Regions from separate parts of the Homo sapiens genome. Here region 2 is linked to region 1. Evidence: chromatin contacts called from ENCODE Hi-C or POLR2A ChIA-PET data. All regions are on one chromosome and are shown on one strand. Each heading gives the region's core, a stretch centred on a gene start or an enhancer-like site at or near the end of the contact. The rest is flanking DNA. Distances are from core to core; before and after follow the strand shown. Region 1 holds the start of SLC66A2 (solute carrier family 66 member 2). Region 2 has its middle 23 kb from the start of TXNL4A.

What was found. Hi-C counts contacts between places; a loop is a spot of excess contacts on that map. ChIA-PET counts read pairs that join two places held with the same protein, here RNA polymerase II (POLR2A). Pooled maps may share reads with other maps.
Region 2: a pooled map shows a loop between it and region 1 (3-fold over the local background). The contact joins the enhancer-like site here to the promoter of SLC66A2 in region 1. A Hi-C loop is called at or near these places in 1 of 168 maps with a recorded cell type or tissue (body of pancreas) and 5 of 50 pooled maps. POLR2A ChIA-PET finds 5 or more read pairs at or near these places in 1 of 52 experiments (MCF 10A).

What each region holds. Positions count from the first base shown.
Region 1 is chr18:79,947,841-79,955,299 of GRCh38, forward strand. It overlaps SLC66A2 (solute carrier family 66 member 2), which reads right to left and starts at 3,813. Exons shown (of 6, transcript NM_025078.5): 1 at 3,741-3,813; 2 at 2,884-3,185. The coding sequence starts at 3,086. LOC124904336 (a long non-coding RNA gene) reads left to right here and starts at 4,969. Exons shown (of 2, transcript XR_007066429.1): 1 at 4,969-5,239; 2 at 5,436-7,459. RefSeq lists silencers at 3,095-3,214, 3,255-3,334, 3,655-4,164, 4,295-4,344.
Region 2 is chr18:80,007,625-80,015,083 of GRCh38, forward strand. It overlaps a transcript of TXNL4A not described here. Among named protein-coding and RNA genes, the nearest start is that of TXNL4A, 23 kb to the left of the region's middle. RefSeq lists an enhancer at 5,185-5,479 and a silencer at 5,185-5,479. Within about 2 kb of position 2,772, at least 7 of the 41 ENCODE cell types and tissues checked have a DNase peak (open chromatin) inside an H3K27ac peak, as active enhancers do.

The sequences.
Region 1 (7,459 bases), core at 2,563-5,062:
AGGCTCCCAAGAGAGAAACAGAAGGGGTCATCATCCCCCTCTGCACAGCAGGACCTGGGGACCGGGTGGGCACAAGAGGATGTGTGGTAGGTAGGGAGGTGGGCTTCGCTGTGTGGAGTGCAGGGATGGCGCATCCTCAGGCTGGAGGGACGCCCAGCAGGAACGAGCGCCCTCTGCTCTCCCCGCTTTCATCCCACCATCTTCTGGAACACACTGGGGCCCTGCGTGTGCACTCAGTGGTCACAGAAGCCATGCATGACCAGGACAGCCCAGGATGTTGATTCTATGAAGAGACCCATGGACAAAGTTCAGAATTCCCTGGAAGGCTGCCCTGTGCTCCACAAAGAAAGAGCTCAAGTGTCTCTCCAAGGCCTGTAAGCAAGAACTCCCAGTTCCAGCTTCAAACCTCTACGTCAGTGCCAGTTAGGTCATGAGGCAATGACAAGATGGCACCAGGAAACTGGGTTAATCTCTGACTTCTCCAAACCGATACTTAGATGGACATTAGATAGATTCTTTTCTTTCTTTTTTTGAGACAGGGTCTCTCTCTGTTGGCCAGACTGGAGGACAGCTCACTGCAGCCTCGAATTCCTGGGCTTAAGTGATCCTCCTTTCACAGCCTCGCAAGTAGCTAGGACTACAGGTAATGCCCCCACACCTAAGCTAATGTTTCAATTTTTTGTAGAGACGGTGTCTTGCTGTGTTGCGTTGGTTGGTCTTGAACTCCTGGCCTCAAGTGATCCTCCCACCCCGGCCTCCAAAAGTGCTGGAATTACAGGAGCGGGCCACCGTGCCCAACCTAATTTATTTTCTTTTAGCAACTTTGAACTATGAGCATACTGGGGAGGGAAACCTCTAAGCGGAACTTCTTTCCCGTATGGTTATCCACTCTCAGGCAATTTTCCTCCATTATTTTGGAGAGAATTTATTCTATAACCCTGAAGACGAGTGCAGCGCTCCTTCACAACACACACGTGAGCTGGGGCTGTAGCAGGTGGCCTGCCGACCAGCGTCTCCCCAACCCCCACAACATGCACTCAAAGTAAACAACAGCATTAGACAATTAGAAACCTACTTCCAGTCAACCTTACGCTCACTGAGGCCACTGCAGCACCGCCAGCCACGTCTCCAAAGCAGGCGATGGGAAAGAAAGAAGGAGTCTCCAAAATGAGCACCCCTGAACCTCCCTCAGATGCAGCCTGGCCCAGAGACAAACCTCGAGACGGGACTCGGACCCAAAATCCTCCTCCGAGGTCGTTGCAGGGGACAAACCTCCCTGCCTCAGAGACAACTCTGGGGAAGAGGCAGCCAACCCACTCGCTCACCTAAAAATCCCTGGCAGGGGCAAAACTAACACCCAGGGACACATGGACCAATGGCTGCCCATGGCCAGGGCTGGGATGAAGGCCACGGAGCAGGGAGCACCCCGGCTCATGAACACGGGACACCTCAGCATCAGAACTCATCAAATGGACACGAAAGGGGTGTATTTCATGGAATGCAAATCACACCTCAATAAGGTTGACTTAAAAACTAACAGGCGGGCCAGGCGCGGTGGCTCACGCCTGTAATCCCAACACTTTGGGAGGTCAAGGTGGGTGGATCATGAGGTCAAGGGATCGAGACCATCCTGGTCAACATGGTGAAACCTGGTCTCTACTAAAAATACAAAAATTACCTGGGTATGGTGGCAGGCACCTGTAGTCCCAGCTACTCAGGAGGCTGAGGCAGGAGAATCACTTGAACCCAGGAGTCAGAGGCTGCAGTGAGCCGAGATTGTACCACTGCACTCCAGCCTGGCGACAGAGCAAGACTCTGTCTCAAAAAAAAACAAAACAAAACTAACAGGCAAAGAAGCAGGTACGTGATTACTCAGTGACCAGAGTCAGAAGCAGAGTTCTTGACACCAGCTGCCTGGACTCCTTCTCTCCACCCCTCCACCAGGCCCTCTTCATAGGAAGAGCAGCAGACACCTTCCAATCTGCCCGGACAGAGAGGCTGGGATCACCCAGAAGAAAGAAAAATTTCAGACGTTTTTGGCCTTAGAATGCAGCTGTGAGACCTCATTTCCTCTGAAAACTCACCCTCCCAATTATGTCTGCCTTCAACAACTGTTAAAATTAATTTCAATTTCCTTAGCCTAATACAAATACAAAGAGGAAGTTGGGGAGAGGAACAAGACAGTCTCCAGAGAGAGTGACTTCCTATTTAAATAAGGCAGGCCAGGCGCCGTGGCTCAGCTTGTAATCCCAGCCCTTTCAGAGGCCCAGTGGGGAGGGATGCTTGAGGCCAGGAGTTCGAGACCAGCCTGGGCAACAAAGTGAGACAACCCCCCACTCCCCTGTCTCTACAAAAAATACAAAAAAAACAATTAGCCGGGTGTGGTGGTGCGCCTGTGGTCCCAGCTACTCGGGAGGCTGAGATGGGAGGATCACCTGAGCCCAGGAACGTGGAGACTGCGGTGAGCTGTCATGTCATCATGCACTTCAGCCTGGACCACAGAGCAAGACCCTCTCTCAAAACAACAAAGAAAAACTATACAACATGAAAAAGGAGGGCAGGAACGGCTCCTCTCCACAGGCAGGCCTAGGCCAGTGCCCAGCTGAGAGGTCCCTGCTAAGTACCCATGTGGAACATCATGCAAGGAGGCGGATCTGGAGATTTTCTCTGAGATTCTGTGCTCCAACCCCACCGTTTTTCTGGAAAAATAATCTCACCCTAAGAAGTGACTTGCCTGCAGCCACGTACCCCATCCACGGCAGAGTGGGACGCTGGCCCAGCAGGGAGGTGTGGACCCTGCTGCTCCCCCGGCCTCAACCAGAAACCCCAAAGGAGAAACCCTCTTCTCCGGGTGCAGCCCAGGAAAGCAAGCCCCCAACTTACCAGAAGAGTATCCGCAAAATGTTGGCCACCAGCAGCACCAGGCACACGTAGGTGGAGAAGCCGTCGGCGTTCTGCGTCCTGCGAATGTCCCGATACTGCGGGACGTAGGGCACCACCCCTCCGAAGACCATGGCCGCGGCCGCGCCCCAGGACACCAGCTGGTGCAGTGGCACCAGGAGCCAGTCCAGGCCCTCGGCCTCCATCGCAGCGCCCGCCTGGCCGAGGCTGTCACGGGCTCCGCGCCCCGCGGGCCACCGGCCGCCTGCTCATCGCCGCTCCGCGCGCTCCTGCGGCCTCGGGGCCTGCGGGGAGCGGGGAGCTGCTCGAGTTCCGCCCAGGGAGGCTGGGGCGGCGCGCACGGACCCGACCCGACCCGCGCCAGCCGCAGGACCCGAGGCAGAGCGGGGGCGACCGGGGCCCGGGGCGCGCGAGGAGCGGCCCCTGCCTGGGACGGGGGGGTGTCTGGGGGTCCCGAGACGCTCCCGGAGGGGGCTGGGGAGGGGTCCCAGCGCCGGGGTCGAGGACGGGCGAAGCCCCTGGGGTCACCGCCCGGGTGCGCTTAGCCGGCGGGGGTCCACGCGCGCCCCGGGATGGGGTGGGGGAGGGGGCGCAGGGCCCAGGATCGGGGCGCACTGTTCGGGGGAGGGTCACAGGGCCTAGCATGGGGGCGCACGGCTCGGGGGAAGGGGGCGCAGGCCCAGGATGGGGGCGCACGGCTCGCGGGAGGAGGTGCCGGGCCGGGGACCCCACAGGACCAAGCCAGGGGACTGAAGGCCGCGACCAACTGCCCCGGCCCTGCGTCCTCGGCCGCCCTAGGCCGCCCCCCGAGGACCCCGCGCCGCCCCCGCGCTCCTTACCTGCGCCCCCAGCCCCGCGCCCAGCGCCCCGCGTCCCCGCGCCGCTGACCCGCGCGCGTCTCGGCGTCAGTCCGCTCAGGCGCCGGGAAACCCCGCCCCGTGACGTCACAATGCCGGGCCCCGCCCACGCCGGAGCTGCGCGGAGGCGCCGCGGTGTCCTAGAGCGCGCTGGGCAGGGCGGGCGCAGGCGGGGCCGGGAGCCGGGGCTGTCGGGGCGGTGGGGGCGCGTGGCTCCTCCCGCCCGGTCGGGAAATACCAGCCGGGCGGGGCCGGTCCCTCAGGCCTGGCGCCCACGTTAACCCGTCTCCAGCTGTCCCGGCGCGCGGCCATCCAAGCGGAGGGCGTCGTCCTGGAGGGCCGGGGGCGCGGGGTCCGGACGCCCCTCTCACGCGTGTCCTGAATGCGGGCCACCCGGGGACGAGTCTCGTCCAGCTCTGTCCTGACCCAGGAGACCCGGGGACCCGGCTCGGAGTTTGCAGCGCCCAGAGGCGGCCGGGGTCTCGGGAAACGGAGCGCCCCCCGCGGGTCTCCGCTCCGATGCAAGTGCCCCACGAGCAGATGCGCCGGGGCCGTCGCCGGGGGGCCGGCTGGACGCGCGGCCGTCACCGTGGCCATTGTCATTATCGTGGTTGCGGCCACGGTCGCTGTCGCTGCAGAAACGCGGGGCGGCCTCTCCCCATCCCCGTGTAGTTCTCCGGGCTGAACCGTTGGGCGCCTATTTGCAGAAAAGGCAGCTCCTGAGCCTCAAGACAGACTCGGGGGCCAGGCGTGCGTGAAGCCCGGGCCCTGCTGCCGGCCTCGCGTGCCAAGCCAACTCCGAGCCCCACACCCGCCCGCGGGGAGCTGCCCTCGCCCGGGACCCTCTTGGCCCGCGCGGGTGAGGACTGAGGGCGAGGGGCGCGTGGATGAGGGGCGCGCGGGTGAAGAGTGAGGGGAGCGCGGGTGAAGTGTGAGGGGAGCGCGGGTGAGGGGTGAGGGGCGCGCGGGTGAGGGGTGAGGGGAGCGCGGGTGAGGGGTGAGGGGTGAGGGGAGCGTGGGTGAGGGGTGAGGGGTGAGTGATGCGCGAGTGAAGGGTGAGGGGCGCCTGGGTGAGGGGTGAGGGGTGAGGGGCGCGCCGGTGAAGGGTGAGGGGAGCGTGGGTGAGGGGTGAAGGGTGCGCGAGTGATGGGCGGGTGTGTGTAGGGTGAGGGACGCGTGGGTGAGGGGCGCGGGGGTGTGAGGCGAGGGGTGCACGGGTAAGGGGCGAGCCGCGAGGTTGAGGGGTCCACGCTGAGGGTTGCTTCCCCGCCAGCCGCGGCCTCTTCTCCACGATCCCGGCCCCCTGCCCCCTGCCCCCTGCCCGACTGGTTTTATGGGGGATCATAAGGACAGTCACCACCTAACTAGGAGCAAATCCCCAACAATCGAGGAAACAGGGCGCTCCTGCCTTGCGCCCCCAGGCTGGCGTTGGAACTTCTTTAGAGCCAGCGCTGCGGAGCCCCAGCACCAGGAACGTAGAGGTGAGTAAAAGGCACAGCAGGAAGCCTGGGAGAGAAAAAGCAGCTGCCCCTGCTCAGCCGCGCCCTAGCCTGAGCCCAGCAGCCTTTGGGATCATCTGTCCTCTCTGCCCTGGAGGTTGGAGTAAGCTCCGGACCTCCTTGACCCTCACGGGAGCACTGGGGTCCCAGACGCTATCCTCGGTTATCTTAAATCCAGAGGCTGTGGAGGCATGGGGCAAATTGTGCCCGCAGCCTGGGGCCTAGAGCTGCATCTGTGCACGGGGCCTCCAGGAGCCCGGCTCAGTGGACGAAATCTGGCATGCTCGGACGTCACCCCACAGGCCTCACGCCTCAGAGGCACCCCGAAAGGTGAGTTGATGACTGCAGAGTGAGTTTGTACCTTTTCGAACACCACCTGCCGGGGGTCCGAGCCCCCACCCCCAGTCTACATCAGCCAATCACAGCTCATTGCAGGTGCTGCGCTTGTCACATAGCTTCCTGCAAACAAGAGAAGCCGACCAAGCCATGCACAGCTGGAAAATGGCCCTTATAAAGCCATCAAGTCCTAATCCAGGCAACCTGTAAATATTACCTCGTATGGGAAAACAATTTTTTTTTCTAATGTCATTAAGGATCTTGAGATAGAGAGATTGTCCTGGATTATCCAGGTGGGCCCTAAACACTGTGGCTCACGCCTATAATCCCAGCACTTTGGGAGCCTGAGGCAGGTAAATCTCTTGAGCCCAGGAGTTCGAGACCAGCCTGAGCAACATGGTGAGACCTCGTCTCTACAAAAGATAGAAAAATTATCTGGGCATGGTAGTGTGCACCTGTAGTCCCAGCTACTCCTGAGGTGGAAGGATTGCTTGAGGCCAGGAGGTTGAGGCAGCAGTGAGCCAGGATCGCACCACTGCACTCTAGCCTCGGTGACAAAGTGAGACCCTATCTCAAAAATAAATACATACAACAGAGACAGGGTCTCTGTGTTGGCCAGGCTGGTCTTGAACTCCTGGCCTCAAGCGATCCTCCTGCCTTGGCCTCTCAAAGTGCTGGGATGACAGGCATGAGCCAGCGTGCCCGGCCACATGCATCTTTGTAAGAGGGAGGCAGAAGGAAATTTGGTGCCACACAGAAGAGAGGGCCATGGGAAGATGGAGCAGAGATGAAGATGGGGCCTTGAAAATTGACGTGATGCAGTCCCAAGCCAAGTAACGCCGGAGCCACCAGAGGCCCCAGAAACAAGGAGCAGATTCTCCCCAGGAGCCATGCGAGGGAGCCTGGCCCTGCCAATGCCTTGATTTCAGCACATTAAAAGTGATTTTGGACTTTTGGCCTCCAGAGCTGTGAAGGAATAAACTTCTGCTGTTGTAAAAGCCACTTAGCTGTGGTCATTTGTTGCAGGAGCCAATGAGTGACTGACAAGATCAGAGCTGTGACACAGAGGAAGCAGAGCTGTGCCTCATGCTTTCCAGGCTCTGCTCATGAGAAACAGGTCACTGGGTTGGCCCGGTGCAGATTAAGGTGTCACGTAGGAGCATGAATACCTCAGGGAACCACTTAAGAATTTGCCTAACACATGGTGCTTATAAAAGGAAAAGCAAACAAAGCAACCTTGTTCTGAGAGCTGGGACATCAGAGGAAGATTGGAGCCACTGTTTCTCACTCAGCCTATTTCTTTTTATTTTATTTATTTATTTTATAGAGACGGGGAGCTCACTATGTTGGCCAGTTTGGTCTTTGAACTCCTGGCTTCAAAGGATCCTCTCACCTAGGCCTCCCAAAGTGCTGGGATTACAGGAGTGAGCCACCTTGCTGGTCGCGCACCCCATTTTTTAAGGAAACCTGTACGGAAGGTGGATTGGAAGTCTCACTTTAGGAGCCTGGCTCAGAAGTTCCGCAACTTCAACTGGTGTCATGTGACGTGCTTGGCAGTCACCACCCCCATCCTTACAGCAAAGAATAGCAGGGCAGCCTTTCATGGGCCCATCAGAGAACTAAGGCTGCCAGACAAACTGGCACCCTGCTCTGAAGAGACAGGCACATCCAGGGAGAGACAGCACCTGAGAGCTGCTCACCCAGAGCAGAAACTCCTGGATAAACTGGCTTTAGCAGAAAAATTAGACAACATGCAAGACCAGATAGGTGATATCAGCAGAAAGATGGAAACAATAATAAAAAAAAAATGCTAGAAGTCAAAAACACAATAGAAATAAAGAATGCTCATTAGTTGACTAGACAGAA
Region 2 (7,459 bases), core at 1,522-4,021, 59 kb after region 1:
TAAAACAATATGAAACAATATGAGAGGGTCTCTCTCTTCCCTCACCCTCACTAATGGCCTAAATAAACAATATGAGAGGGCCTCTCTCTTCCCTCACCCTCACTAACTGCCTAAATGATTTCTTTCTAGTTCCTGTATCATGATCAGATGCCGTCTTCAGATACTAGGGAAGTTTGATTACTTCTAAATTCCCCAGATAAGGAGTTTTGCCTCCAGATGGCCTGTTTGATGGTCACCAGGTGGTCTTGGCTCCCTTCTGAATTGCCCAGGTAAGAAGATTTGTCTCTGGGGCCTGTCCAATGGTCACCAGATGATTTTTGCCCTCCTCACAGCCTAGGCAACATAGTAAGACCCCCATCTCTACAAAAAATGCAAAATCAGCCAGGCGTGGCAGCGCACGCCTGTGGTCCCAGCTACTCAGAGGGGCTGAGACAGGAGGATCGCTTGAACCCAGGAGGTCTGGGTTGTAATGAGCCGTGACTGCACCTCTGCACTCCAGCCTGGGAGATGGAGTCTTAAAAAAAAATGTTTTTCCGGGTGTTATGAGTGTGCTCTCCAGCTTCAGTGTGACTTTGTTTGTTGGAGACTTGGGTAAGTATCCAAATTGTTTTTCAGATGTAAATGTTAGTAGCTCTCATTCATGGGAAGTTATGGTCTGCTCTTTAAGTTCTATGGGGCTATCTTCACATCTGTGGCACAAGGCTGGTCAGTTTTACATCTGAGAAAAGTGAGTCTGGGGAAGTGCCCCTGCCATCCATCCCACAGCAGGCAAGCAGCCTCCTCCGCATTCTCCTCTTCCTCTTCTCATGCCTGGTCCTCTCCTTTTGTCATCTTTTCTTCCCTCACCCCATCTTTATTGTATCTCTTTTTGTCTGTCTCTAAACAATATTTTAATTGGTTGCATTGTTTTTATGTTCCCTGTTTTTAATATTCATGACATTCCCTTCCTCTCCCCCTTCCTGTCTTCTCCACATTAAGTTCACCCTCTTTGTACTTTTACCTGAGTGCTTCCCCCCGTTCTCCTCCACCCCACCCCACTTCAGGCAATTCTGAGTGGTACAGAGGTGTCACATCCATCTCCTGGGACTGTATGAGTCTGTCTCACTTTCCTTTGAAAGAAGCAGTTGGAAATTCATTCTACTTCATTTTTCTTTCTTTCTTTCTTTCTTTTGAGATGGAGTCTCGCTCTGTCCCCCAGGCTGGAGTGCAGTGGCACGATCGTGGCTCACTGCAACCTCCGCCTCCTGAGTTCAAGCGATTCTTCTGCCTCAGACTCCCAAGTAGCTGGGATTACAGGCGTGAGCCACCACGCCCGACTAATTTTTGTATTTTCAGTAGAGACAAGGTGTCACCATATTGGCCAGGCTGGTCTCCAGCTCCTAGACCTCGTGATCCGCCCTCCTCGGCCTCCCAAAGTGCTGGGATTACAGGCGTGAGCCACTGCGCCCGGCCTACTTTATTTTTCTTTCTAGGTCTCAATTTTCCAGGGGCTTTAAAGGAAGACAATCCTGTATTTAGAGCCTTAAGTCTGTTGAAGGCAATTTCAACGAAAGTAATACTTTTTTTTTGTAAATTAAGCCATCATCTTACAAGAAGAAAATGCCTTTCACTGTTTAGCAGCTCGAATGGAATGGCAGGAGGAAAGTGCGGACAGCAGTCAGGAAACATCAGTGCCTCAGTTATTGCTCTGTTGGGCAAAAGCAAAGCTGTAAACATTTTGACTTTTCCATATTTCACGGGGCGTTTATCCTCCGACTTCACACGATTCAGGTGGTTAATGACACACCTGCTTAGCTGTGCACTCCTGTTGTTGGGAGGCCCCTGCCTGTGGATCCTCTCAAGTTTGTCAGGACGGGACACCAACAGGGCTGTTACCAGTGGCAAGTTTATACGGGTCTGCAGCAACTTTATTCTTGCCTCCTTGGAGGAAAGAATTTGGCTGAGAGGAAGAAATAGTTTTAAGGCAGAGATAGAGACCAAGGCCAGATTTAGAGCAAGAGTGAGAGTTTATTACAAAGTTTTAGAGCAAGAATGAAAGGAAGTGAAGTGCACTTGCAAGAGGGCCAGGTCGGCAACTTGAGAGATGAGTGTCCCACCTGACCCTCGATTTGGGATTTTTGGGGTTTTGTGTTTCTTCTCCCTTGATTCTTCCCTTGGAGCTGGCTGTCCACTTGCATGGTGTCCCGCCAGAGCTTGGGAGGGGCTGCGTGCGCAGTGTTTACTGAAATTGTACGCAGGCTCACTTGAGGCATTTTTCCCTTATCAGTTGAGTGTTCCTAGAGGAAGGTCATATACCAGTTAAACTTCACCATTTTGCCTCTTGGTGCCATGTGTGAGCCCACTCACCCAACTCCTGAGGTCTTATCAGCAAGCTGCTCATCACCAGCTTCAGGTATTTTCTGTCTGTTTGGGAGATGGCCTTTCCCTGGCTCCTGCTGTAACCAGTTATTACGCAATGCACCAAGATGTAACAGTTTTTGTTCTTTGAGATAATAACTGGACTCTTGTTTTACCTTCAAGAAGATTAAGGAGTACAGACACAAAGGTGAAGTTGGGGCGAAGGTTTAATAAGCGAAAGAAGAAAGCTCTCTGCCAGCAGAGAGGGGGTCCTGAATGGGGTGGCCACTATGAGTCCCGTTCTGGGTTCTCTATGAACTGGAAAGAGGAAGAAAGGTGCTTAGTCTGCAGGCTGTCTTCGAGAACACGTGACTCAGCTTGTCCCGGGACCTTGGCCCAGGACCTACTGGAAAGCTTGGCCCAGCACCAGTTAGAAGATGAAGCGATGATTCACAGAGGCTGCTTAGCCTGGCCCAGGACCTATTAGGAGCTGAAGTGACAGCTTGGCCTGGGACCAACCAGAGGCTGAAGTGATGATTCACAGAGGGCAGACGTACAGTCCAAACAAAGGAAAGGAGAGTGTCCACGGGAACCCACTGAAGCCCACTGTGCCCATGCCCAAAAATGAGAAGAAACATCTTCCTGGGAGCCCACTGTCTATACAAAGGACGAAGGCATTTTTATGCCCAGCCTTGTTCCCTTATTTGAGTGAGTTGGAGGTTTGTGCAAGATTTTATCCAAGTGGAGGTTTTTCCATCTGTGTAGCCACGGGCATGTCTCCAGGCACAACGCCACGTGCTAGTTCCCTTACTGGTTCCTGCAGCCTGATTTCCCCCCACCCCAGGCTGCTTTCTATTTTATGTGGGGATAAGGCTCTGACCTTGGGCCGGGGGCTCTCCAGGGACTCTTCCCTTGCTGTCTACCTAAGGCAAGCTAACTCCTTTCAGTCCCCCCGTGGAGTAGAGACCCAACTGCTGTTGGGGAGGTTGGGCATTGCTTTTTTTTTTTCTTTGGCTACTTCCTGCTGGAAAGGGGCATTGTGTGGGGGAAGAGCAGCTAGGGTTCCTCCTGGGGTTGGTTTAAGGGTCCGCGGAAGAAAGGCACATCCATGTGTGGTTTTATTTGCATTACCATTTGGTGCTTGTTAGCCCCTCGGGAAAGGAAACAATTTGGGTTATATCATTGAGTATGCAAAGGCCAAACACTAATATAAAACATATAAGGAAAAGAGGTTTTCGTAGGGGAGCTAACCAGGCCCAAAACCAAGACTCGAATTTATTAAAAAGGGATTGTAGCCAACTGGGACGGGAGTTTGCATTTTCCCTTAATTTGTTAGTGATTTCAATTTGGTTTTTAAGGACTTGTAAATTTTTCTCTACCTGACTGGAAGTGTTGATCCAGAAACAGCATGTTTTATTTAAGAGTGCACAGGCGCCCACTACTTCAGCTATAAGGACATTGAGAGTTTATTTTGCATTACCACTGAGGCTACAGAATTTTGGATTGTTGTGCCTTTATGGCTGCTACAGTTGCCTTCCACCCTTGCTGCAATATTGTGGGAAAGAGTTTCTGGGGCGCCAGATGAGTTGGTCTCCCCTGTGTGAGACACCCATGGGGAGCCATGAGCAGCCTCTGAGGAGAAAAGTCTCCTTATTGCCTTCATGTCTTTATGCCCCGAGAGCACAACCGCTCGGCGGCATTCCACAGGTGGCTCAGGGAGATAACACTTCCTTGAAGCAATGGAGTATAATCAAACATCTTGGCTCCTCCTGAAACCCACTCCCACCTTTTCCGTCCCTATAAGTTAAAGATCTTTTTTTTTTAAGAACTATATATATATATTTTATGTGAAGTTTACTCTCTATAAAGTTTGGATGAAGACATTTTTTAAAGATCTTAAGTAGTTTAGACACACGCCTTTGCTCGAGGAAATTCACAGAAACCGAGACTGCTAAACATCTTATTGAGTGACTAACGAGTTCTCCTTCACTGATTAATCCTTTTCCTCATCCCTTCCTCCCCCTCCCATCTGCCCTAAGAACAAAGAGCTTGTAAACCAATAAATTAGGTGGAGCTAAAGAGCTCTGGACGCGCCTTTTAAACTCTTACTCTGTCTCTTTCTAACTCCTTTGTTTCTGCTGGACTCGGGGTACCCACCGGGTAGTGTGGGGCTGGTTTCCCCAATAATTTTGATAGAAATATTAAGCACTGATTTTCTTAAGAAGGGGACACCGCCAAACCAAGATAGGCCTTTGGCTACTGCATGTCCTATTCCTGGTTTTTCTAATATAGGATTCTTGTGTGCATGTCCTTTTAAGTTTTTTCTGTTAAATCTCCATATGATGACATAGAGATAAGTGACCTTCCGTTTTGGTATGTGTGAGAGAATGCACTTTCCAGAAAAGAGGCTAAATTAGGGATGTTACCTGACAATGCTACCGTGTTAGAAGGGTTTAAAAATAACACACTGGGGACCACTGCCACTATAGTGCCTGCTCCTCTCCAGTGCCTGGGGAGAATTAAGTGTACCCAGGAGCCATAGAGAAAGTAAAGCCCTGTTCCCTGAAGGGATGGTTTTATGTTGTGGTTCATGAGAGTTTCAGCTAGATTTAGTCCAGGCCTTATAAGGTTGCCTTCCCTATATCTAATGGCAATATCTTTAGGATAAGGATATCCATACTTAGTCTAGTTATCCACAGTACCATTTGGAACTATACATGCTGCGTAGGAAGAATCTTTTTGGCAAATAGAGTTTTGAAAAATTAGAGACACAGAATGTCCTGGCCAATATCTTAGACAACCCTCTTTACAGGGTCTGTTGGTTTAGACATCCCATTAGTCCACAAATTTGCAGATTACTTCCATTAAATTTTTTTTTTTTTTTTGGGACCGGGGTCCAGTGCGGAGTGCCCTTCCTCCTGGGAAACGGGGTGAGGCCGGAAAGGCGGCCGGCCGCCCCCTCGCCCGTCACGCAACGCACGTTCCTGGGGAACCTGGTGCTAAAGCATTCGTCGACGACCTGCTTCTGGGTCGGGGTTTCGTACATAGCAGAGCAGCTCCCTCGCTGCGATCTGTTGAAAGTCAGCCCTCGACACAAGGGTTTGAAGAAAGAAAAAATAAGAGAGAGAGAACAAAAAAAATTAAAAAAGGAAAAAAAAAAATTTTTTTTTTTTTTTTGAGACGGAGTCTGGCTCTGTCCCCCAGGCTGGAGCACAGTGGCGCGCGATCTTGGCTCACTGCAAGCTCCGCCTCCTGGGTTCACACCATTCTCCTGCCTCAGCCTCCTGAGTAGCTGGGACTATAGGTGCCCGCCACCATGCCCAGCTAATTTTTTGTATTTTTAGTAGAGACGGGGTTTCACCATGTTAACCAGGATGCTCTCGATCTCCTACCTCATGATCCCCCCGCCTCGGCCTCCCAAAGTGCTGGGATTACAGGCGTGAGCCACCACACCTGGCCCCATTAAATATTTTATTATTATTATTATTTTTGAGATGGAGTCTCACTCTGTTGCCCAGGCTGGAGTGCAGTGGCATGATCTCAACTCACTGCAACCTCTACCTCCCAGGTTCAAACGATTCTCCTGCCTCAGCCTCCCAAGTAGCTGGGATTACTGGCATGCGCCACCACGCCCGGCTAATTTTTTATTTCTTTTTGTATTTATAGTAGAAAGGGGGTTTCACCATGTTGGTCAGGCTGGTCTCGAACTCCTGACCTCGTGATCCACCCACCTCAGTCTCCCAAAGTGCTGGGATTACAGGCGTGAGCCATTGCACCCAGCCTACTTCTGTTAAATATTACACAAGGGTCCGAGATTTCATGTGTGGGCATCTTTGGGAAGGACTGTATTAGTTCATTTTCATGCTGCTGATAAAGACGTACCTGAAACTAGGAACAACAACAACAAAAAGGCTTAATTAGACTTATATTTCCACATAGCTGGGCAGATCTCAGAAACAGGGAGGGAGGTGAAGGCACTTCTTACATGGTGGCAGCAAGACAAAATGAGGAAGAAACAAAAGCAGAAGGCCCTGATAAACCCATCAGCTCTCAAGAGACTTATTCACTATCCTGAGACTAGCAGAGGAAAGACCAGCCCCCATGATTCAATTACCTCCCCCTGGGTCCCTCCCACAACATGTAGGAATTCTGGGAGATACAATTCATGTTGAGATTTCGGTGGGGACACAGTCAAGCCATATCATTCTTCCCCGGCCCCTCCAAATCTCATATCCTCACATTTCAAAACCAATCATGCCTTCCCAACAGTCCCCCAAAGTCTTAACTCATTTCAGAATTACCCCAAAAGTCCATAGTCCAAAGTCTCATCAGAAACACAGCAAGTCCCTTCTACCTATGAGCCTGTAAAATCAAAACAAGCTAGTTACTTCCTATATACAATAAAGGTACAGGTATTGGGTAAATACAGCCATTCCAAATGGGAGAAACTGGCCAAAACAAAGGGGTTACAGGACCCATGCAAGTCTGAAATCCAGCAGGGCAGTCAAATATTAAGGCTCCAAAATGATCTCCTTTGACTTCGGGTCTCGCATCCAGGTCACACTGATGCAAGAGGTGGGTTCCCATGGTCTTGGGCAGCTCCACCCCTGTGGCTTTGCAGGGTACAGCCTCCCTCCAGGCTGCTTTCATGGGCTGGCGTTGAGTGTCTGCTACACGCCATGTTTAGTTTTCCAGGTAGACGGTGCAAACTGTCAGTGGATCTACCATTCTGGGGTCTGGAGGATTCTGGCCCTCTTCTCACAGTTCCACTAGGCAGTTTCCCAGTAGGGACTCTGTGTGGGGGCTCCAACCCCAAATTTCCCTTCTGCACCACCCTAGCAGAGGTTCTCCATGAGCGCCCAGCCCCTGCAGCAAACTTTTGTCTGGGCATCCAGGCATTTCCATACATCTTCTGAAATCTAGGAAGAGGTTCCCAAACTTCAGTTCTTGACTTCTGTGCGGTCACAGGCTCAACACCACATGGAAACTGCCAAGGTTTGTGGCTTCCAGCCTCTGAAGTCACAGCCCAAGCTGTATGTTGGCCCCTTTCTGCCACAGCTGGAGTGGCTGGGACACAGGGCACCAAGTCCCTAGGCCGCACACAGCAAGGGGACCCTGGGCC